Linked DNA regions of Homo sapiens: region 2 is linked to region 1. A link is an interaction called in ENCODE POLR2A ChIA-PET data of the cell type or tissue named here. Cell type or tissue: CD4-positive, alpha-beta T cell. All regions are shown on one strand. Each heading gives the region's core, and the rest is flanking DNA. Links, peaks and the distances in the headings are about the cores only. Region 1 overlaps KCNJ8-AS1 (KCNJ8 antisense RNA 1). Region 2 holds the start of CMAS (cytidine monophosphate N-acetylneuraminic acid synthetase).

The links. ChIA-PET counts read pairs that join two places held together with the same protein. Peaks named below come from ENCODE experiments on the same cell type or tissue, not always from the same donor. Only the 100,000 strongest peaks of a DNase experiment are listed, where the experiment ranks them.
Region 2: POLR2A ChIA-PET joins it to region 1 with 11 read pairs; 1 of 35 experiments calls an interaction of 5 or more read pairs at or near these places.

Annotation. Positions count from the first base shown.
Region 1 is chr12:21,671,494-21,681,894 of GRCh38, forward strand. The region is part of intron 1 of KCNJ8-AS1 (KCNJ8 antisense RNA 1); the gene reads left to right. Among named protein-coding and RNA genes, the nearest start is that of KCNJ8-AS1, 14 kb to the left of the region's middle. In CD4-positive, alpha-beta T cell, for the core only: no CTCF peak of the experiment used is centred there; DNase peaks (open chromatin) are centred at 5,468 and 6,328; H3K4me3 peaks cover 1,536 bases; H3K27ac peaks cover 2,410 bases.
Region 2 is chr12:22,039,866-22,050,266 of GRCh38, forward strand. CMAS (cytidine monophosphate N-acetylneuraminic acid synthetase) reads left to right here and starts at 6,353. Exons shown (of 8, transcript NM_018686.6): 1 at 6,353-6,698. The coding sequence starts at 6,439. RefSeq lists enhancers at 6,170-6,464, 6,780-7,485, 8,446-9,051 and silencers at 6,237-6,606, 6,250-6,477. In CD4-positive, alpha-beta T cell, for the core only: no CTCF peak of the experiment used is centred there; DNase peaks (open chromatin) are centred at 6,356 and 6,746; H3K4me3 peaks cover 1,545 bases; H3K27ac peaks cover 638 bases.

The DNA of each region.
Region 1 (10,401 bases), core at 4,879-7,378:
ATATGATGATTTAGTATTTATCTTTGATTACACTGACTTATTTTCAAATATTAAACAACCTTGCATTCTTGGAATAAACCCTACTTGTGGGGCCACGTGGTGGTAGTATTTTAGTATTTTGTTGGATTTCACTTGTTAATATTTTGCTGAGAATTTTTACATCTTAGATCTCTAGAATTAATCTGTAGTTTTCTGGTAACTTCTTGATGATTTTGTTACAAGGCTAATGCTGGCCTTTGAAGACGAGTTGGAAAGTATATCCTTCTCATCCATTTTCTGAAAGTTAAGTATCTAGATTTTACTGTATTTTATAAAGAGTGTGGAAGTTTGTTTGACAGACATTTAAATTACTTGTGGATCAGCTTGATGCTGTGGAGGCTTGTTTTTAAACTGTTAGAGCAGGTCTAGAGTGGTCTTGCTCTATGACTGGCTTATATGTATTACCAAGGTTTACACTTCTGGGCGATGTACTGAAACCCTGGGTCTTCAACAGGATCTGTACACTAATGGCTGACCCGAGTTTGAATATCTCTGGATTCCCTTTGGGTTCTAGAAACATTTCGTTTACAGCTCCTCTCAATGGTTCTTTGCTGCCCTCCTGTCTTATGTGCACCCCACACATTCCAGCTGCCTGAGCTTTTCTGAACTCTAGTCCCTGTCTTTTCAACTCAATGACACTGCAGTGTTCTGCTTGGACTTATACCTCCAATGTGGTCCAAAAAATCCCTTCAGGAAGAAAGTCAAGGCAATTATAGTGATCATCTTCTTTCCTAGTTTTCAAGGATCACATTCTTGTGCCTATTTTATAATGTCTAAAAACCTGTTTCTCCCGTCTTGTTCAGTTTTCTAGTTGTTTACATTGGCAAGCCCAGAATTGTTTCTATGGTGGCCCCAGAGCCTTTTTACATAATCAAGCCTTGTGAATAATTCTCAATTCCCTATATAAAATAGGTGCTTTAGATGGTGAAGATGCAGCCTGACTGCATGGTCTTGCATATTTAGAAGCATTTTCAGAAATTCTGAATTTTCCTTTAAACTGTACTACATTCAATATTTTGTAATTATAGTAGTGGAATTTTAAATACTATTGTATCACAGTTCAAACTAATATTTCTTAAATACCCTATAAAGATTCTGAATCAGTGGGTATGGGGTGGAGTTCAAGAGACTGTGTGTTTAATAAATATCCAAGTGATTCTGATACAGGTTTCCAAAGTACACATTTTGTGGAAAACTGTTCTAAGTTTCTAAAGAGTCTCAAACCTTATCTTTGGCTCTCTACCCTCACTGCCTTCACTCCACCCCATAAATAAGAATCATATTGTTTAATCCCAAATGCTTTGGTCAAGGTGATAGGCAACTATAGGAAGCAGCAAGGGTGATGATCACAAGTATATGTTCTCTGTTAGAGTGTCTGGAGTCAAATTCAGGCTTTCCCATGATTAGCTATGTCACAGTGAATAGATGGTGCCATCTTTCTTAACCTTCCTCATCTCTACACATAGCAATGGATTGTTGTAGAGCTCAGATTAGATAAAGTGGCAGGATATGCCCTATAACTGCAACCAAGAAAGGACTAATAGTTCCTAGTGTAAAATTCCCTGTATCATTTCTTTACCCCAAAACGGGGAAGGGTGACCTTTATTGCCTCTACATATATCTGTCTGGGCCATGGCCTGTGCACTTGTGCATGTAAAAGGGGCCCCTGGGAGCGGTGGGACACACTATACCTACTCATACTGTGTCCGGAATTGGTGGGTTCTTGGTCTGACTGACTTTAAGAATGAAGCCGCGAACCCTCACGGTGAGTGTTACAGTTCTTAAAGGTGGCGTGTCCAGAGTTTGTTCCTTCTGATGTTTGGATGTGTTCAGAGTTTCTTCCTTCTGGTGGGTTTGTGGTCTCGATGGCTCAGGAGTGAAGCTGCGGACCTTCGCAGTGAGTGTTACAGCTCATGAAGGCAATGTGGACCCAAAGACCGAGCAGCAGCAAGATTTATTGCAAAGAGCGAAAGAACAAAGCTTCCACAGTGTGGAAGGGGACCAGAGCGGATTGCCACTGCTGGCTTGGGCAGCCTGCTTTTATTCTCTTATCTGGCCCCACCCACATCCTGCTGATTGGTCCATTTTACAGAGAGCCCAGTGGTCTGTTTTGACATGGTGCTGATTGGTGCGTTTACAATCGGTGAGCTAGACCCAAAGTTCTCCAAGTCCCCACTAGATTAGCTAGATACAGAGTGTCCACACAAAGGTTCTCCAAGTCCCCACCAGAGTAGCTAGATAGAGAGTGTGGATTGGTGCATTCACAAACCCTGAGCTAGACACAGGGTGCTGATTGGTGTGTTTACAAACCTTGAGCTAGATACAGAGTGCCGATTGGTGTATTTACAATCCCCTAGCTAGACATAAAGGTTCTCCAAGTCCCCACCAGACTGAGGAGCCCAGCTGGCTTCACCCAGTGGATCCCGCACCTGGGCAGCAGGTGGAACTGCCTGCCAGTCCCGCCCCGTGTGCCCGCACGCCTCAGCCCTTGGGTGGTCGATGGGACTGGGCGCAGTGGAGCAGGGGGCGGTGCTCATCGGGGAGGCTCGGGCTGCACAGGAGCCCACAGAGCTGGGGGGTGGGGGTGGGGGTGGGGGTGGGGGTGGGGGAGGCGGCTCAGGCATGGCGGGCTGCAGGTCCTAAGCCCTGCCCCTGCCCCTGCCCCTTGGGGAGGCAGCTAAGGCCCGGGGAGAAACCGAGCGCAGCGCCAGTGGGCCGGCACTGCTGGGGGACCCAGCACACCCTCCGCAGCCGCTGGCCCGGGTGCTAAGTCCCTCACTGCCCGGGGCCGGCACGGCCGGCCAGCCGCTCGGAGTGCAGGCCAGCCCAATCCATGCCCACCCGGAACTCGCGTTGGCCCGCAAGCACTCTGCGCAGCCCCAGTTCTGCTCGCGCCTCTCGCTCCACACCTCCCTGCAAGGTGAGGGAGCCGGCTCCAGCCTTGGCCAGGCCAGAAAGGGGCTCCCACAGTGCAGTGGTGGGCTGAAGGGCTCCTCAAGCGAGGCCAGGGTGGGCGCGCCAAGGCCGAGGAGGCACCAAGAGCGAGTGAGGGCTGTGAGGGCTGCCAGTGCGCTGTCACCTCTCAATATCAGCAGGTATAGTCTGCTAATTTACTTGTACACTGCAAACTTCTAGAGGCTCATCTGTCATCTCTGTATCTTCAGTGTGTGAAAGAGTTCAAGACATATTATAGGAAATAATTTAATGGTTGTGATATTGTGAAGTGTGTATTTGGTCTTCTTCCCTGTTTCCTGGTATACAACCCCTAAAATCCATGGAATCTCCAAAGTGATGTGTCCTTTTGTTTGCTAATGAGTTGATTGGTGGCTGGTGGTCCTAGGTAGTTTCAGGACCAAGGCAGGATTAGAGGGCTGGAATTTTTCAGCCTTCTCCCCACACCCTGCCACCTCCAGGGAGGGGACAGGGGCTGAAGGTTTAGTTGATCACCAATGGTTTCATCAGTCATGACTCTGTAATGAAGGCTCCATAAAAACAAAAAAGGACTGGGTTCTGAGACTTTCCAGGTTCTTGGAGGGTGGCATGACTGTGGAGGACATAGAAGCTCCACTCTCCTTCCCACATGGCTTGTTTTATGTATCTCTTCATCCATATCCTTTGTAATATCCTTAATAACAAACTGGTAAATAAACCTGAGTTCTGTGAGCTGCTCTAACGAATTAATCAAACCTGAGGAGGGAGCGTGGGAATCCTGATTTATAGCCAGTTGCTCAGAAGCACGGGTAAAATAACCTGGGGCTTTTGGTTGGCATCGGAAGTGGGAGGGCAGTCTTGTGGGACTGAGCCCTCATTCTGTGGGATCTGATGCTATCTCTAGGCAAATAGTCTCAGAATTGAATAGAATTAAAGGACACTCAGCTGGTTTCTGCTGCAGAGTTGCTTGTTTGCTTGTGGCGTGGGGAAAATCTACACATACCTGGTGTCAGAATTGCTTCATTGCTGGTTAAGAGAAATCCTCACACATTTTGGAGACCAGACCAGAGGTCACAGAAGTGTTCCATGTGGATTGTGTTGTGGACAGTAGAGAGTAGGAAAAATGTTTCGGTTTTTCTATATCTTTACAATGGCTTCCTTTTTTGTTAAACAGACCAATGAATGAAGATGATATGAGAACATGGAAGCCTCAGACCCGTTGGCAATGCTCCTTCTCCCCCTCCTCCTTCTCTTCCTCCTATTCTTTGATATGTTTTGCATGTTTACCTTGATGCATTCCTGACCTCTCTTCCTAGACCCAAGTTTGAACAGGTTAGAAAATACATGTTTACAAGGCTTTCAAAATCTTCCTAAGTGTAAGTGGATGATTCACATCAGGGCAACCTGAGACTGATCTCTCCACTTTGAATGTTCCACCAGCCATGTGGAAGAAAGATCATCTTAGGGCATGCCTGCAGACTTACAATTTCACAGAAATTCGAACCTGTAAAAGGACAGTACCATTCCCTATTATATTCCCACATTCCTAGCACACAGTAATCGTCAATAGGTATTTGATGGATACTTTTTTTTTTCATCTCACTGAACTACTGATACTTTCTCTTTTCAGTATTCACAATACTGGCCTTTTTAGTGCATATCAGTGTAATTTAAAGAGTAGAGTGTAAAATTTTCTCTTCCTTTGATTTTGAAAATCTACTGCTATTAAATCTGCCGTTAGGGTGACCCTAACTTAGACTTCCTGGGTTTGGTTATTAGCTCTTCTTGCATCTGTCCTAAATATTGGTGGTTCCTAGGATTTAGTGTGATGCCAGCATCTCACCCACAGTCTATGGTGCTTGAGCTATTACACCATTCCAGTGGCATCAACAGTTTGTTACCCTTGATGGCTACCACCTGACCTTTTCTCCTGAGTCTCAGACCTCTATTTTAGCTATCTTCTGGATACATTTGCCTGGAATCCTTACAGGCACCTTAGACTCAGCCTGTCTCTGAAGAAGCACCTCTACATGCTATTTCTTCCTTATGGCAGCTGTCAAATATTGAGAAATATTTCTCTGAATGTATGTCTTAAAATGTAACAAAAGATGTCATTTATTTTTTAATATGCCTAGACTCTGTGTGAAAGGTTAATGAATACTACAAATGGTTGCTTCTGGGGAGGAAGAAAGGTTACTTTGTGTTGTTTATCTTTTGATATCTTTTAAATTTTATGCCACAGACAGGTACACTTCTTTATACAACGATAATAGTGTAATGAAAAGGAAAGGGAAATATTTATCATAAAAATTCACATACCAAAAACTGACCACTTGAGAACTCACCTATAAGGGAACTGGCCCATTTCCTTTCAAAGTATACTTTGCTGAAAGTGAGACAGAAGATAATTTATTCATGAGTACTTGCTCCTTTTAAACAAGCTTGTTCAAAGGCTGTGGTATTGTTTCAAGTTCTCTTGAACACAAAGTCAAGGGTTGTGAACTTTAAGCCACCTGAATTTAAATACTGAGTGCATGTATCACACGCATATGTGCACTGTTATTCATTCAAAAACATTTCTCAGTGCCAGGCACTGAGTTAAGATCTGAGGACACAGAATTAAATAACTCAGAGTTCCTGTACTCAAATCGCTCACAGTTTAGAGGCCCTATTGATACGGAAGGCCAGCAGGGAAGTGCTAGGTAGAGGAGGGCTATGGTCCCCGGCTAGGGTTCCGTTCCCGGCTAGGGTTCCATCCCCAGGCCTGCGCCCACAGACCTAGGTGAGGACAGGCATTTATGTTTTCCTGCCCAAATGTTGCATTTCCCAAGACCACCCTGGCCGGCCACGTCCCCATCCTGTGCCTATAAAACCCCCTGAGACCCTACCAGGCAGAGACACAAGCAGCTGGACGTCAAGAGGAGCACACTGGCGGAGGAACACACAAGCAGCTGGACGTCGAGAGCACATCGACAGGCACCAGCAGGCCATCGACAGGTGGAACAACGTGGGGTTTGGACGGGGTGGTCAGAGGAGAGCCCGGCTGCTGAGTGACCTGACTCCAACAGGAAAACCATCTTCCTACTCTGTCTCCCTTCTGGCTCCCCCATCTGCTGAGAGCTACTTCCACTCAATAAAACCTTGCATTCATTCTCCAAGCCCACGTGAGATCCAATTCTTCGGGTACACCAAGGCAAGAAACCCCAGGGTACAGAAAGCCTTCTGTCCTTGAGATAAGGCAGGGAGTCTAATTGAGCTAACGCAGGCTGCCTACAGATGGCTAAAATAAAAGAGCACCTGAAAAAGTGAGCCACACCCCCATCTCATGCCCTGCATGGGGGACAAGGGAACTTTTCCGGTTTCAACATGAAATGATGTGTTATTGTGCAGGCGATATCTGGGGCATCTGGCCTTGCTGTGAACAGAAAGGGTTTAGGCAGCCAGGTGAGGCTTTCTGAAAGACAGGGTCTGTGCTCTTAAGGTGGAGCTGAATTAGGAGAGAGAGGAGGTGAGCAGGAGCAAAAACACTGAGATCTGGAATGCCGAACTGTAAACTAGGGAGAGGAGCAATTTGGAGTTGTCAGAGCTTGTGTGAGGTAGCTAATGATGACTTTAGATGCGTCATCTTCCTAACTGAATTCAAGAACTCTGGCTGTGTGTGTGTGGTGGGTGTGTGTGTTATGTGTTTAAACCAGGGAATGTCTTATGTGCCTAATATTTTTATTTCCTGAAGAGTTTTAGTTTAACTTTTGCACTGCCTAAAGTCATGTCAATTGATGTAAGTCTTTCTAACCTTTGAGTAAACCCATAAAACCTCTGAATTTTATATAAAATTGTGCGTATATGCATGTGGACATTTTCCCAGGGTGAGAGTCCAGATAGCCTCATCAGTGGTTTCCCAAAAAGGATCTCTCTCTCTCTCTTTCTTTCTTTCTCTTTCCCTCTCTCTCTTTCTTGCTTTCTTTCTCTCTCTCACACACACACATGTGCGTGTGCACACAAACTCAAGACATGGACACTTCATTAGTTATAAACTTTTAAAATACAGATAACTCTGGAAGGATTAAAAAAACCTCTTATTTATTCCAGCCATTCCCAAACATTGAGCATTCCACTGCCAATGCATGAGAAACACTTTACCCATCTGAAGGGTAATACATTTACCAGCTGAATACATTTCTGGTGGCTTCATATTGGTTGATTATTCCAGGACGCATAGACTACACTATTTTTATACCTAGTAGCTATTGTACAAATTCATATAAACCCTTGGATTAAAGGTGTTTAGGATATAGAGCTATATCATTCCATGGAATCCTTCTGTCATTTTTACTGAGCCACAAAGTCCTCCCAGAAGCTGGGGAGTTTACTGTGTAAGCTTTCCTCATCTATGTGTGGGCTGTATAAACACAGCCTGTTAGCATGTATTTGAAAGTAAGTAGGTAATCTTGGGGGAAAACTATACTGCATAAATTGGGTTAGAAATGTATTTCCTTTCTTCCTAAACCACACTTAGTTTCTTTCAATGCTGTTTTTTTAAAGTCCTTTTAGTTTGTTTGAAAAATAAGTTACAGAACTATTTCTAACAGAAGATTGATTTTTTCTGCCTGTCACGATGTACCTACAAGGAAAGGGAAATGAGAATGTGTGTGAGACACAAACACATTATCTGAGCAATGATAAGCATAGTCATTTCCTAAATTAACTGACAGTTATGTTCTTCCTTTCCCCAGCTAGTTAATTATGTCAGAGCATTTCAAGTTTATTATGACTCTGGCAATGAAACTGACAGGAAGAAAATAATACAATGGATGAGTTTAATTCTGAGAGATACCATACAGAAAAGAAAACATAATGGACTTTGTCTTAATGAACTGACAACTTTCTCTTCTTTGGTAAAATCTTCCTTCTTGCTTACCTATACTTATGACACATGTTCAACTGAAAATTGCAAGATAAACATATACAACATGTACATTATGGGAAAATTGATTTTATACATTCCAAGAAAATACACAGTTGCAAAAGAAGAACACAGAAGCAGTCAAGGAATGATGCCTAGGGAATGTTTCGTAAAAAGTATTTTGAAGCAAGGTGTGTACATGGATTGAAAAAGAGTAAAGCAAGAAATTTTTTTAAATGGGAGAATGAGTGTAATGGATGGAAGTGGGAACAACAGTGATGATCACAGAAGGTATATGGTTTGCTAAACAGGACTGAGGGATGAGTGTTGCAGAGCAGAGAGAAATGCTGAATGTGGAATAGTTTGCAAGAGGTTTTAACTGTTAGGAAAATGTGGCAAACTGTTCTGTTTGTTTCTAGGCCAAGCATATAATGTAAGCCTTTTGAACGATTCCTGTGCATTGTCAACAGAGCCTGACCCTGTATTTCACATATTTTCTAGATATTTAAGAAACAATACAAAATAACAGCCATTTGAATACTGCTCTGAGGCTTAGGCCACAAAATTCCAGGGAAGGAACTGATATTTGGAACAACATCAAAGACCTTACACAATTTCCAAAGTAAGATTAACTAAATTTACTGTAATTTATTGAAACCACTGTTCCATATCTGCAAGTTAAAGTGAACCTCAAATTAAACAATTATAAGAAAAAGGTAATGTTTTAGCTCTTGAAACTTTCCAAGGACAATGAATAAAATAACTGGAAATTCAAGTTTGGGCCGAAGTTTAAAGACTTTTGTTTGGGCCGGGCGCGGTGGCTCACGCTTGTAATCCCAGCACTTTGGGAGGCGAGGCGGGCGGATCACGAGGTCAGGAGATCGAGACCATCCTGGCTAACACGGTGAAACCCCGTCTCTACTAAAAAAAATACAAAAAAATTAGCCGGGCGTGATGGTGGGCGCCTGTAGTCCTAGCTAGTCGGGAGGCTGAGGCAGGAGAATGGCGTGAACCCGGGAGGCGGAGCTTGCAGTGAGCTGAGATTGCGCCACTGCACTCCCGCCTGGGCCACAGAGCGAGACTCCGTCTCAAAAAAAAAAAAAAAAAGACTTTTGACACCCAATCTCTCTTTGCAGCAATAGCTGCCAAAGTTGTGACTACCAGTAATGTTCTTAAATACTGCCACCTGCTGGAAGTTCTCTAGAAATACTGTGCACAATGTTAAATGAGTGCTTCCAACATTTTCTATTTCAGTCCGAACGTATTCATCTCTATTCTTTCCGTGAAATCATTCACAGCTAGAGACAAAGGGAACTGGAAAATGTAGCAGCAGTGCTGAAAATTTGTATTTTTCTGTTAATTTATGATTTTTTATTGATTTTCATAAGCTTAAAATTGTTGTTTTGCTTATCTTCTCATTAGACGTCGAGTTACTAAGAAGATAAGTTTAAGACTGAGACATATAGTTCAACCAAGACTCCACTACTTGCTAACTTTGTAGTTTTAGGTAAATTGCTTAAACCTTCTAAGCCTCAGTTAACTCTTTTATAAACTGGAAAATTCTGAAGATTAGCGTTACTAAATGTAAAACACTAGTACCTAGTATGCATTTAATTACGGTTGTTTATGGAAACTATGATAATAAAGACAATAGTTTGGAGATTTGAAACGGCTCTTATTGGGGGAGGCATTTGGGATCTTAATCCAAGTCTTTTGTGTGGTGGTGGTGGTGGTATAGCTTCTGCAAGGCCAATGTGCAAGCTCTGATGCTCCCATTGTGGGAGCCTTGGTTAGGGATCACCAGGGAAAAAGTACTGAAGAGATAGCTATGAAGCAGTTATGATGTGCAAGAAGCATTTTGCTAGTACTCTTAGAGAACTTAGCATTGGCATCTTCCCTTGGAGCCACATACCCAGGAAACATTTGCTTAGGGCAAAATGAGGACTTTCCTTCACTCTATGCCCTGAGAGCACTCAACTTCCAACATGAGGGAAAATTGTGTTTTATGTTTCCTGTGTATGCAAGGAAATGATTAGGTGATATCTTTAAACACCAACTCCTATCCCTCCTCCCAATCTCAATGACAAAAAACAAACAAATCAGGCCAGGCATGGTCGGTGGTTCACACCTAAATCCCAGCACTTTGGGAGGCCAAGGTGGGCAAATCACTTGAAGTCAGGGGTTTAAGATCAACCTGGCCACCATGGTGAAACCCCTTCTCTACTAAAAATACAAAAATTAGCTGGGCATAGTGGCATACGTCTTTAGTCCCTGCTACTTGGGAGGCCTGAGGCAGGAGAATTGCTTGAACCTGGGAGGCAGAGGTTTCAGTGAGCCGAGATCATACCACTGCACTCCAGTCCGGACGACAGAGTGAAACCCCGTCTCAAAAAAAAAAAAAAAAAATTAGCCAGGTGTGGTGGCGGGTGCCTGTAATCCCAGCTACCTGGGAGGCTGAGACAGGAGAATCGCTTGAATTGGGGAGGCGGAGGTTGTAGTGAGTTGAGCCACTGTACTCCAGCCTGGGT
Region 2 (10,401 bases), core at 4,945-7,444, 370 kb after region 1:
TGGTGGTTCCAATTGGAACAATTCCTTCCTACCCTACTCCAGCCTTAATGCCTCTCTAGTGAGTGTGTGGTGAACAGTGGAATTCTCCATCAGCACCCTTCTAGGAAGTAACCTGGGAGGATATTTGATATTAACAGTACCAACTCTCTTCTTGGCCTCACTCCTGAAATCTCATCTACTATCTTGCCCAAGGGCCCCATCTATCTAAAAGAAGAGAACATGCTATAAAGATATCTCTCAGTAGATTATATCTATTCTGAGTCTGGGTAGATGCTAGATGCCTCTATTTTTTTCTCTCCCCATCAAATTCAACTTTACTAAATCATTCAAGCTGGTTTTCATAGCATAAGGGCTTAGAATGCTGCTTCTAGGGCTTAAGACTACATTCAAATGAAACCCCGTCTCTACTAAAAATACAAAAATTAACCGAGTATGATGGCAAGTGCCTGTAATCCTAGCTACCTGGAGGCTGAGGCAGGAGAATCGCTTGAACCCAGGAGGCGGAGGTTGCGTTGAGCAGAGACCACGCCATTGCACTTCAGCCTGGGCAACAAGAGAGAAACTCTGTCTCAAAAAAAAAAAAAAAAAAATCTTCCCTTGACCACTTGCCAGCTGTGGGGATTTGAATAGGAGTTAAACATCTCGAAATGAGGCTCGGTTTTTTTATCTGTAATTGGGGATGAAGTTAAGTGGTTAAGAGTTGTTGAGGGATAAAATGAGATAATGCATGTAAACACTGAGCAGTCTGAATGCCATATAAGTTCTCCATAAAGGTAAACTGAATATGTTTAGGTATCTCTAGAAAATGACCTTTCTCCATTAATATTATCAAAGCAGTGAGCATTTTTCATTCATCGTATCGCAGGGTATTGTTCTGGAAGCATTCTTTTTCCAGGGCTGCTAGGCAGAACTTTTTCTGGTTTTGGTGGTCTTAAATCAGTTTGAGGGCTCGGTTCTATAGCTTCATGCCCAGAAAGTTCAACTTTTCTATTACTAGCCAAAGCCAGTCCTTCCACCTAGAATTAGATTACATCCCCTATGGTCTAATCAAGGAAATTGCTTCAGCAGTTCTTCCTTCTCTTCTCTGTTATCATTAATTTTCCCCCTCTCTATTGGATTACTTTTATCAACACACAAAGATAGTATCATTTCCCACCTCTTAAAAAAAAACAACTCTTTTGACACCTATTTAATCCTTCAACTACTATCCCTTTCCTCTTTTAACCAAAACTCTTCAGTTGTCTATACTCGTGATCTCCACATTCTCTCTTCTCATTCCCTCCTCTTATTCCCTCCTTAATCCATTCTAATCAGGTTTTTGGCCACCACAAAACCAGTGGACTTACTTTTCTTAAGATCAACAATGAGTCCTCGTTCCTAAATACAACAACACATGACAATAGATTGTTCCTTTTTAGGTTGACACCATGTAAGAGGGAGAATATATTGTCATGTGCTGTTGTGTTTAGGAATGTGGACGCACTGTTGCTCTTAAGAAAAGTAAGTCCACTGGTTTTGTGGTGGCCAAAAAACCTGATTAGAGTGGATTAAGGAGGGAATGAGAGGAGGGAATGTGAGGAGAGAATGTGGAATCATGATTATAGACAACTAAAGAGTTTTTTTGGTGTAAAGAAAAAAGAGAAAAGGGATAGTAGTTGAGGGATTAAATGGGTGCCAAAAGAAAGAGCTTACTTGGTATTAGGAGAGAATTACGAGTCAGGATATGCAACTTATGGTGGTTCATAGGCACATCCAATATTGTGGTAAGGGTAAGGTTCTAAAGACAAAAGAGAGAAAGAAGGCCAGGCACGGTGACTCTGGCCTGTAATCCCAGCACTTTGGGAGGCCAAGGTGGGCAGATCACGAGGTCAAGAGTTCGAGACCAGCCTGGCCAACATGGTGAAACACTGTCTCTACTAAAAATACAAAAATTAGCCAGGTGCAGTGGTGGGCATCTGTAATCCCAGCTACTCGAGAGGCTGAGGCAGGAGAACTGCTTGAACCCAGGAGGCGGAGGTTGCAGTGAGCCGAGATCGTGCCACTGCACTCCAGCCTGGGTGACAGAGCAAGACCCTGTCTCAAAAAAAAAAAAAAAAAAAAAAAAAAAAAAAAAAAAAGAGAGAGAGAGAGAGAGAAAGAAGTACATACAAGTTGTTTCGAAACAGAAAACATTGGTTACAGAGTCTTATGGCAGAAATTGACATCTGTTTATTAGTGGAGACAGGCAAGTGTTCTTATGCAAGCAGCTAGCTGTCCTTGTGTGGCTAGCTTTGTGTCCTTGTGTGGCTGCTAGCTCTCATTGTATGACTCATGTAGCAAGCTGCACTTTGAAAAAATTTCCTGTGGTATTTTTTTGGTGGAAGCATAGTGCATGAGTGCCCCTCCCTCATGGCCTTCTGGCTCTATTATCTTAGGGTTAGACATAAGCAACTTCATTTTGGTATTGATAACTTTCACAGTGACAATCACAGCATTTGATATAATTGATCACTTTTCCCTCCTTCCATTACTTTTATTCGCATAGATTTCAGGGTACCCTATTGGCTTCTGTTTTGCATTCTGTCTCAGTCTCTTTTGCCATGTCTTCTCATTTCGTTAACCTCTAAGTGTTGGAGACCCCCAGGGCGCAGTCTTCGGACTTGTTTTCTCTTCTGTTAACTTTTCAATCTTAGCTGATCTCATCTAGTTTCTTCTCTTTTCTGTCTGCCATCACCTCTCTTTCTCATCTAGTCCTATGGCTGAGAATAGTACCCAAATGCTGATGACTCCCAAGCTATATTCATATCCTAGACCCCTCCTATAAACTCTAGGGTAACATATTCAATAGCCCACTGTTTATTTCCCTTTGGATAGCTAATAGATATTTCACACATGGCATTTATAAAACAGAATTCATAATTTTGTCTCCAAACCTTAGTCCTTCTTATCCTTTCCATCTCGGTTAATAGCAACTCCCTCCTACTAATGGTCAGGCCAAAGATCCTGGAATCACACCAATTTTCCTGTTTCTCTCATGCATTTCACCTAGTCTGTCAGAAAATCCTATTAGCTATACTTTTAAGATATATCCGGAAAATTTGAGCACTTTTCATCACCTCAGTGTATTTTCAGTGCCCAGAAAAGTGCCTGACACAGTTGTCATGCAATAACGATTTGTTGAAAGAATGGCGTGAATCAAGTTATATCCCTTCTATCTGTAACTTCCTTAACAAAGCTGAACACATAAGGTCTTTATGTGCTGTAATCTGGCCCACGCGTTCCTCTCTATTTTCATCTTTCGCCACTAACCAACCAGTATATTCTGCTTCAGTCATAGTGACTCACTTCAAGTTTCCTAAATCATCATGTAGTCTCATTCCTCTGCACCTTGCACAATGCCATTCCCTCAGCTGAGGTCTTTTTTGTACTTTAACAATCTTTCAAGAGTCATCTCAGCAAAGAAAAGTTTTACTCTAGCCTAAATACCTCCCTCTGTGCTTGCCTACCTCATGTACACTTTTTCACAGCACAAATCACACTCTACTGGGGTGTGCCTGTCTCCCTGTCATAATGCTAAGTTCGCTGCCTTTCACCTCTTGGTTTGGTATTTTTAACGTGTAGCACAGAGCCTGGCTTTTGGAATGCAGTGAATGTGAACAAATGAGTGAGTCAAAGGACTCCTCTGTATACAAAGTTTGTTTACATACAAAATCATAAAACAAGAGATAATATAAGGATATATTCTTTCACAATAAATACGAATGAATTATTCTTCAGCAGCAACACTTCATACTGATCTTTAAAGGAAAGATGACCGAATATTTGCTTTGAGAGTAGTTTATTTTGTTCCTCAAAACTAATCCAAAGAAAAAGACAGGATAACCCATCCTCTTCCTCTTCCTGGAACAATCATTCTCTCTTTGGACTAAGTAAAAATATTGTAAAAGAGTAAACTCTAATTTCATTTTTTAAAATTCATCAAATTTCTGTGTGCCATATGCTGAACTAGATGCATCACCTTCCCCTTCTACTACCACCACCTCTCTCTCTTCCTTTGTCTCCGTCTCTCAAGATTGGGAGTAGCTAAGTGTCAGGTCTAATCAAAATTGTGCTGTAACCATACAAAGGATATAAAATGCTTTATTATCATAAGTTTGCAACTATATTTTAAAAAGCATGCGTGGGCAGAGACTGAAAAAGTAATATGAGAGGCAGTTCACCAATGTTTACTGAGCAGTACTGTGACCCATGCATTGTTCTGGATGAGAAGATTACAAAGAAGGAACAGTCCCTCTCCTGGAAGAGTTCAAAGTCTCTTGGTATTTATGTAAATCGCTATAATCTCATTTGATAAGTAACAGTGGTGCCACTTGCTCTGTTCCCAGCTTAGAGGACACCAATATGCCCCAGGAGTCAAAACTACTCAGGTGTCTGTGGTCCACTAGGATTTATGGGCCTGTAGGGAATTACTGTGGAGAAGGGCAACTAAATCATTAATAGGAATCAAGATTGTTATTGGGGTGTAGTAGGGGTCCTCACATGACTACCAAAAGCTCAGTGCTGGTGTCTCTGAGGCACAGCAACTGCAAAGGCCCTACTCAAAGAGCCAGTGTATGGGGGCAAGTTGTCCCCTTGCCCTTCAGTGCTGGAATGGCTCATAGAGCCTGCCCCTTTCCCAAGCATGGCATTGATGTCTGCTCACAGCCTCCCTTATCTGTGTCTGCACGAAGCACCTTCTTCCAGCACCAGTCCCAGGAAGGGCTGGGCCCTCAGTTAATTCACAGACTAAGAGATGTAAAGTATCCAGTACCTCTCATAGGACCCAAAACATCAAAGACTTCTTCTCTCCCCTCAAAAATGGCCAAGACCTGAGAAGTACAAAATCCTTTTGCCCTCTGGGAGAAGGCAAGCCGACACACTACAATCCATTCTTTCTGTTTGTATCAGCCTCCATCTCAGAAATGTAAAAGACTCTACTTCCAAATATAGGCTTGCAAACATGCTGAAAGACAAAATGCATGCTAGGTCAGAGATGCCTGCTTTAAAGTCTCTTTTTTTTTTTTTCCTAAGAGAGGTGTGTGTGGGTGTATGTCTTTGAGCCTCTTGGCTGGATCAGGGTTTAAATGCTCAGGCGTGGCGGCTCATGCCTATAATCCCAGCACTTTGAGAGGCTGAGGCGGGCAGATCACTTGAGGTCAGGAGTTCAAGACCAGCCTGGCCAACCTGGTGAAACCCCCAACTCAACTAAAAATACAAAAATTATCTGGGTGTGGTGGTGCCCCTCTGTAATCCCAGCTACTCAGGACGCTTGAGAATGGGTGGCAGAGGGTTGCAGCGAGCCGAGATTGTGCCACTGCACTCCAGCCTTCTGGGGGACACAGTGAGAATCTGTCTCAAAAAAAAAAAAGAGTTTAAATGATGCCTCCAGAATTCTTTCTCTTTAATCCCTACATGTCATTGTTCTGCTTCCTCAGGGAGAACATCAGTCTTCCAGCCCATTTCAGAACAGCAAAGCCCCCCTGCCGCCCTACCCTACCCTTGCCCTGAGGCTTCAGGTTAACAAGGTCCTTAGCACCCAGTCAGCACGAGAAAGATCCTTTCTTTCCAAGACTCTCTGGAAAGGACTCCAGTGGGCTCTGCTTGGTCATATGCCTGTCCCTAGACCACAGGTGTGTTAAGGAAAATGGGGTGCGTAGATGGACCAGCTTGGGTCACACACAGTGCAGAGAATGTGAGGGAAACCCTCACCGGATGAGAGAGGGATCAATTCCTAAAAGGAAAAGATTTTTAGCAGACAACAAAACAAAACCAAAAAACCAAGTGTCGGCCACACTAGAGGTGACCAGTAAAGCTGACTTCCAAATTTCTGCTGCTAGGGAATGCTGATGTCGATCAAAGTGCGGAGAGCATATGAAAAATGGAGTTTTTAAAACGTTGAGTTTAAGGCGCCTGTAGGATATTTGAATGAGCTGGTCAGTAATTTCTTGGAAAAAATGACCCAGGGGCATTAAAAAAAGGTGTATGTTTAAAATGTACATTTTAAAATATAAAATGGATTCGTGTCAGGGTGCATCAAGGTATGCAACGGGAAACCCACCACAATTCTAAAGTGGGGAAGTTCTTCAGCAATTATAAATACTTTTTTTCTTTTTTAATTTTAGAAATTTACAGACACTTGCAAGCACCCCAAAAGCCGCACTTCCTCCAAATATCTCTGGACTCCCACTGCTTGACTTAGTTTTGGGGTCACCTCATCAGAGCCTACTTGGCCTACTGGCCCCAGACGAGGCGGCCGCGGACTACAATTCCCAGCGAGCACCGCGAGGGGCGGGGGAGGGGGCGGGGCGAGGGACGGCCGCGCGCGCCAGCTGCCAGGCGGGGATCGGGCGGCGCCGAGCTGAGGTGGTGAGGGACTAGCTCCCGGATGTGGAGAAGCTGGGGAGAAGGCGTGGGAGGAAGATGGACTCGGTGGAGAAGGGGGCCGCCACCTCCGTCTCCAACCCGCGGGGGCGACCGTCCCGGGGCCGGCCGCCGAAGCTGCAGCGCAACTCTCGCGGCGGCCAGGGCCGAGGTGTGGAGAAGCCCCCGCACCTGGCAGCCCTAATTCTGGCCCGGGGAGGCAGCAAAGGCATCCCCCTGAAGAACATTAAGCACCTGGCGGGGGTCCCGCTCATTGGCTGGGTCCTGCGTGCGGCCCTGGATTCAGGGGCCTTCCAGAGGTGCGCATGTGCGAGAGTGGGCGGCGCGGCCTGGGCGGGGGTCGGGAGAGGGAGTCGGGCTGCTGGAGGGGCTGGGGCCTCCGGGGCCACCGCTCTTGGAAGGGGGCCATCTCTCATGCCAGGGATGTGCAAGATCCGGGGTGCCTGGGGCCGGGCTGAGAGCCCAGGAGGAAGGGCTCCAGCTCCTTCCTTGTTCCGTAGCTGCCAATGGTCATAACCTGGGACAGTTCCTGTCTCCGCCCTTGAGAATCATCCGTAAAAGGGGAGATTACACCTCCCCAACCGTCCCCTCCTCCCGGGTTGACCTTACGGGGAAAAGTAAAGGAGGCCACCCCGGTGCAACATCTGTGATAATATGTGAACTTCTTTGGATGGGGGCCATCGAAGCTCCCCTGTTGCTCAGCCTCTGATAACTGCTTGGTGCTGCTCGATTAGGGAGGCATCAGGTTCATGAATGGAGTTGAGTGTCGGGGTGTCAGAGCTGAATTTCAAGCTCAGCTTGGAGATCTTTTCCTAACCTTTGAAAAATACTCCAGCTATCTTCCTGTGAGTCAGCACAATCTAGAAAACTCCCTACATTTATAAATACGTGAGACTCAGTGGGAAGGTGTACAACTGACTGTTTTATGATATATTAATACTTACAAATCATTTAATCATACCTTTGGAACCTCGCCTGCCCTATGGACAGTTTTAATTATGCGTAATTTAGATACATTGCCAAATTGGTCAGGAGTTACAAGCTGATGTTATTCATAAAAGAAGGGAGATCGAATTCTGTGCCAAGAATGAATTTACACATATAGCTTCAACCTAACTACATTTGAATGTGTTGTTATTGTGGAAATTAATTTATGTTAACCTTTTGATGTTTCGATTTTTAAAGAGATGACTGTTTTTGAAGTCATCTCTTTTTCTTTTTGAACCTATATTTGCTTACCCATATTAATATATGGGTAAATGATTTTCATTTAACCAGTCTTGTTCAAAAACGGGAGATGCCAAAAAAGTATAAATATACTAATTTTCTTAATGTTTCAACCCAAAAGAAGTCCTGGATGGACCAAGGCAAATAGGAGCCACCACTCAGAAGATAACACTAGTGCAATAGGAAGTGTGCGAAGGAGAGATAGGGAAGGACCTGGGGATTTTGTTCAATTCAGTAGCTATTTACTGAGCCCTAATTTCTGCTATACATGTCCAAGGGAATACCAAGATGATTGGGACACAGTTTTTGTCCTTGTGAAGCTCACAAACTTTGGGATATTTTTACATTCTTAGAAAGGGTACAAACTAAAAAGGACTGAGAGAAGTAGGTGCATCCAGACTGCAGTAATATAGTGAAATATCATTTTTGTGAAATGAACTAGAGATCAAAATCATATTCACAGTAAATGGAGAACAAAACTGTTAATACCATTTACAACTCTTAGGTTGTATATATCAGGAAACCCTGTTCAAACTGGCATAACAAAAGAGGGAAAGGCTTATTAAGGTACAGTCAGATTCAAGGACAAAAAAATGATTCATTCATTCAGCATACTTACTGCCTACCTACTATGTAACAGGCACTGTTGTATGTACCGAACCACGTGTAGTAGCAGTAGAGACAGCCCTTAGTCTCATAGAGCTTACGTTATAATAAGGAAAGACATGCAGTATACAAGAACATTAATGTGTGTTGTATCACGTTATGATAAATATTTTTAAGAAAAAGTAAAGCAGGATAAGAGGATGGTGCACTTTGTTGCCAGAATCCTCAATTTCTTAGCTCTGGATAGACCCTTTATGGTTTCAAGGTGGTTGTACTGAGAACTGCAGAACTCTCAGGGTACCTAATGACTTGCTCCAAACCTCTGCTCCAAGAGACTTGACCAAGCCCTAGCATGGCTTCTAGCAGCTTAAGGCCATGTCCCTAGGATGATCTCAGGTTCCCTTAAAATGGCTTCCTGAAGAGGCTCAAAGCTGCCAGAATTTCCTGATTGTTCCAGGAAAAACCTGGTGAGAGGCCCCTGAACCCTCTTTTAGAGCAATTAGTTTAGAAAGCTTGCAATTATAAAAACTTTCCCTGCCTTTTGAGATGTAAATCTACCACACAAAACTGTTTCCTCAAGGACCTGGGAGCCCCAGAACCCTGTCTCAGTGAAATGCGAACATTCTAGGAAATAACTCTTACTCTCCTTCCTAGTCCCTCTGGGAAGATAAAGGGCAAAGTTCAGTGGACACCTTGCTTCAACTTGCTCAGTTGCCTTGTCTCATAAGGATAGAAGATTGTTTCTCTTCCAGATAAGCGCTAGTTAACAAATCCATATGGCCTAGTCACACGGACTAAGCCCTGTTAGCACCCCTCAGTGCCTTTCCCTTAGCACAACTCAGCCTTTAAAGTCTCCAGCCTTTCGTTTTCTGGGGCTGTGAATGCAATTCACATTGGACTCTTTTCCCTGTTGCAGTAGTAACAGAATACAATCTGTCCTTAACACTTTAGTCACCGATTTTGTGTGTCTTTGATAGCAGTCCTCATATTCTTACAGGTTTAAATGTAAGTCAGAAGGAGTGCTCTCCTCGAAGCTCGAAGTTTCATTGTGCCTCATTGGGTACCCTGCTCATTCTTCAACCAGTCACTATGGCAAGAGGAACATAGTGCTTGTATTGCTACAGTATAGCTTCATCTTCCACTCTTGAAACCAGCGATGGAGCCCCCGCTGAAAAACATGACAGGTTCATCAAGAGGAAAATTGGAGTACAATTACCAAAAGTGAGGGGGAATAGATTCTGTTGGTCAGAACCCAACAACCAACCATTACAGCAGGCATTGGGGATTTTGCTATGAAATGATTGGAAAATATGTATATATATTGACCAATGATTTTCCCATTTCCACATTTTAGCATTTGTACAAAACTTCTTTTAAAAAAAGACTCTAGTATCAACCTTTTCTGTACCAAGTAGTTTTATTTAATACTTCTAGACTAGAGTGTAAACTCATTGACCACAGGGATAATGTTTTATACTTCTTCAAGCCACCTGTGGTATCTGTCACTATATCAATGGTGGCGATTAGAAGAAATAAAATTGGCTGGGCTCACACTTGTAATCCCAGCACTTTAGGAGGCCGAAGGCAGGCGGAGGCCAGGAGTTGAAGACCAGCCTGGCCAACATGGCGAAACCCCATCTCTACCAAAAATACAAAAATTAGCCAGTTGTGGTGGTGCATGCCTGTAATCCCAGCTACTCAGGAGGCTGAGGCAGGGGAATCACCTGAACCCGGGAGGTGGAGGTTGCAGTGAGCCGAGACTGGACCACTGCACTCTAGCCTGGGCAACAGAGCAAGACTCTGTCTCAAAAAAAAAAAAAAAATTTTTTTTCTAAACTAGCAAAATGAATGTATTTCTAACTTAACAGTATCATGTAACAATGTGAATTTACTCTGTTCAAGTTTTGTGGCTATGTGCTATTTGTCATCCTTTCCAGGCATCTGGAGAGATTAGGTCAAAAGGTAATAGAAGGGACCAGCACTTCTTCCTCCATGAAGCCTTTACTGATCCCCTCAGTGAAAAGTAATTGTGCCTTTGTTTTCCCATACATAGCTACGTCGTTTGTACCTTCATTTAGTGCATGCCCTATGCAGGGAGATAAGATCACAGACTCTGAAATCAAACTGTGGATTTGAATTCCAGCATCACCATGTGTTAACTGTGCAAAC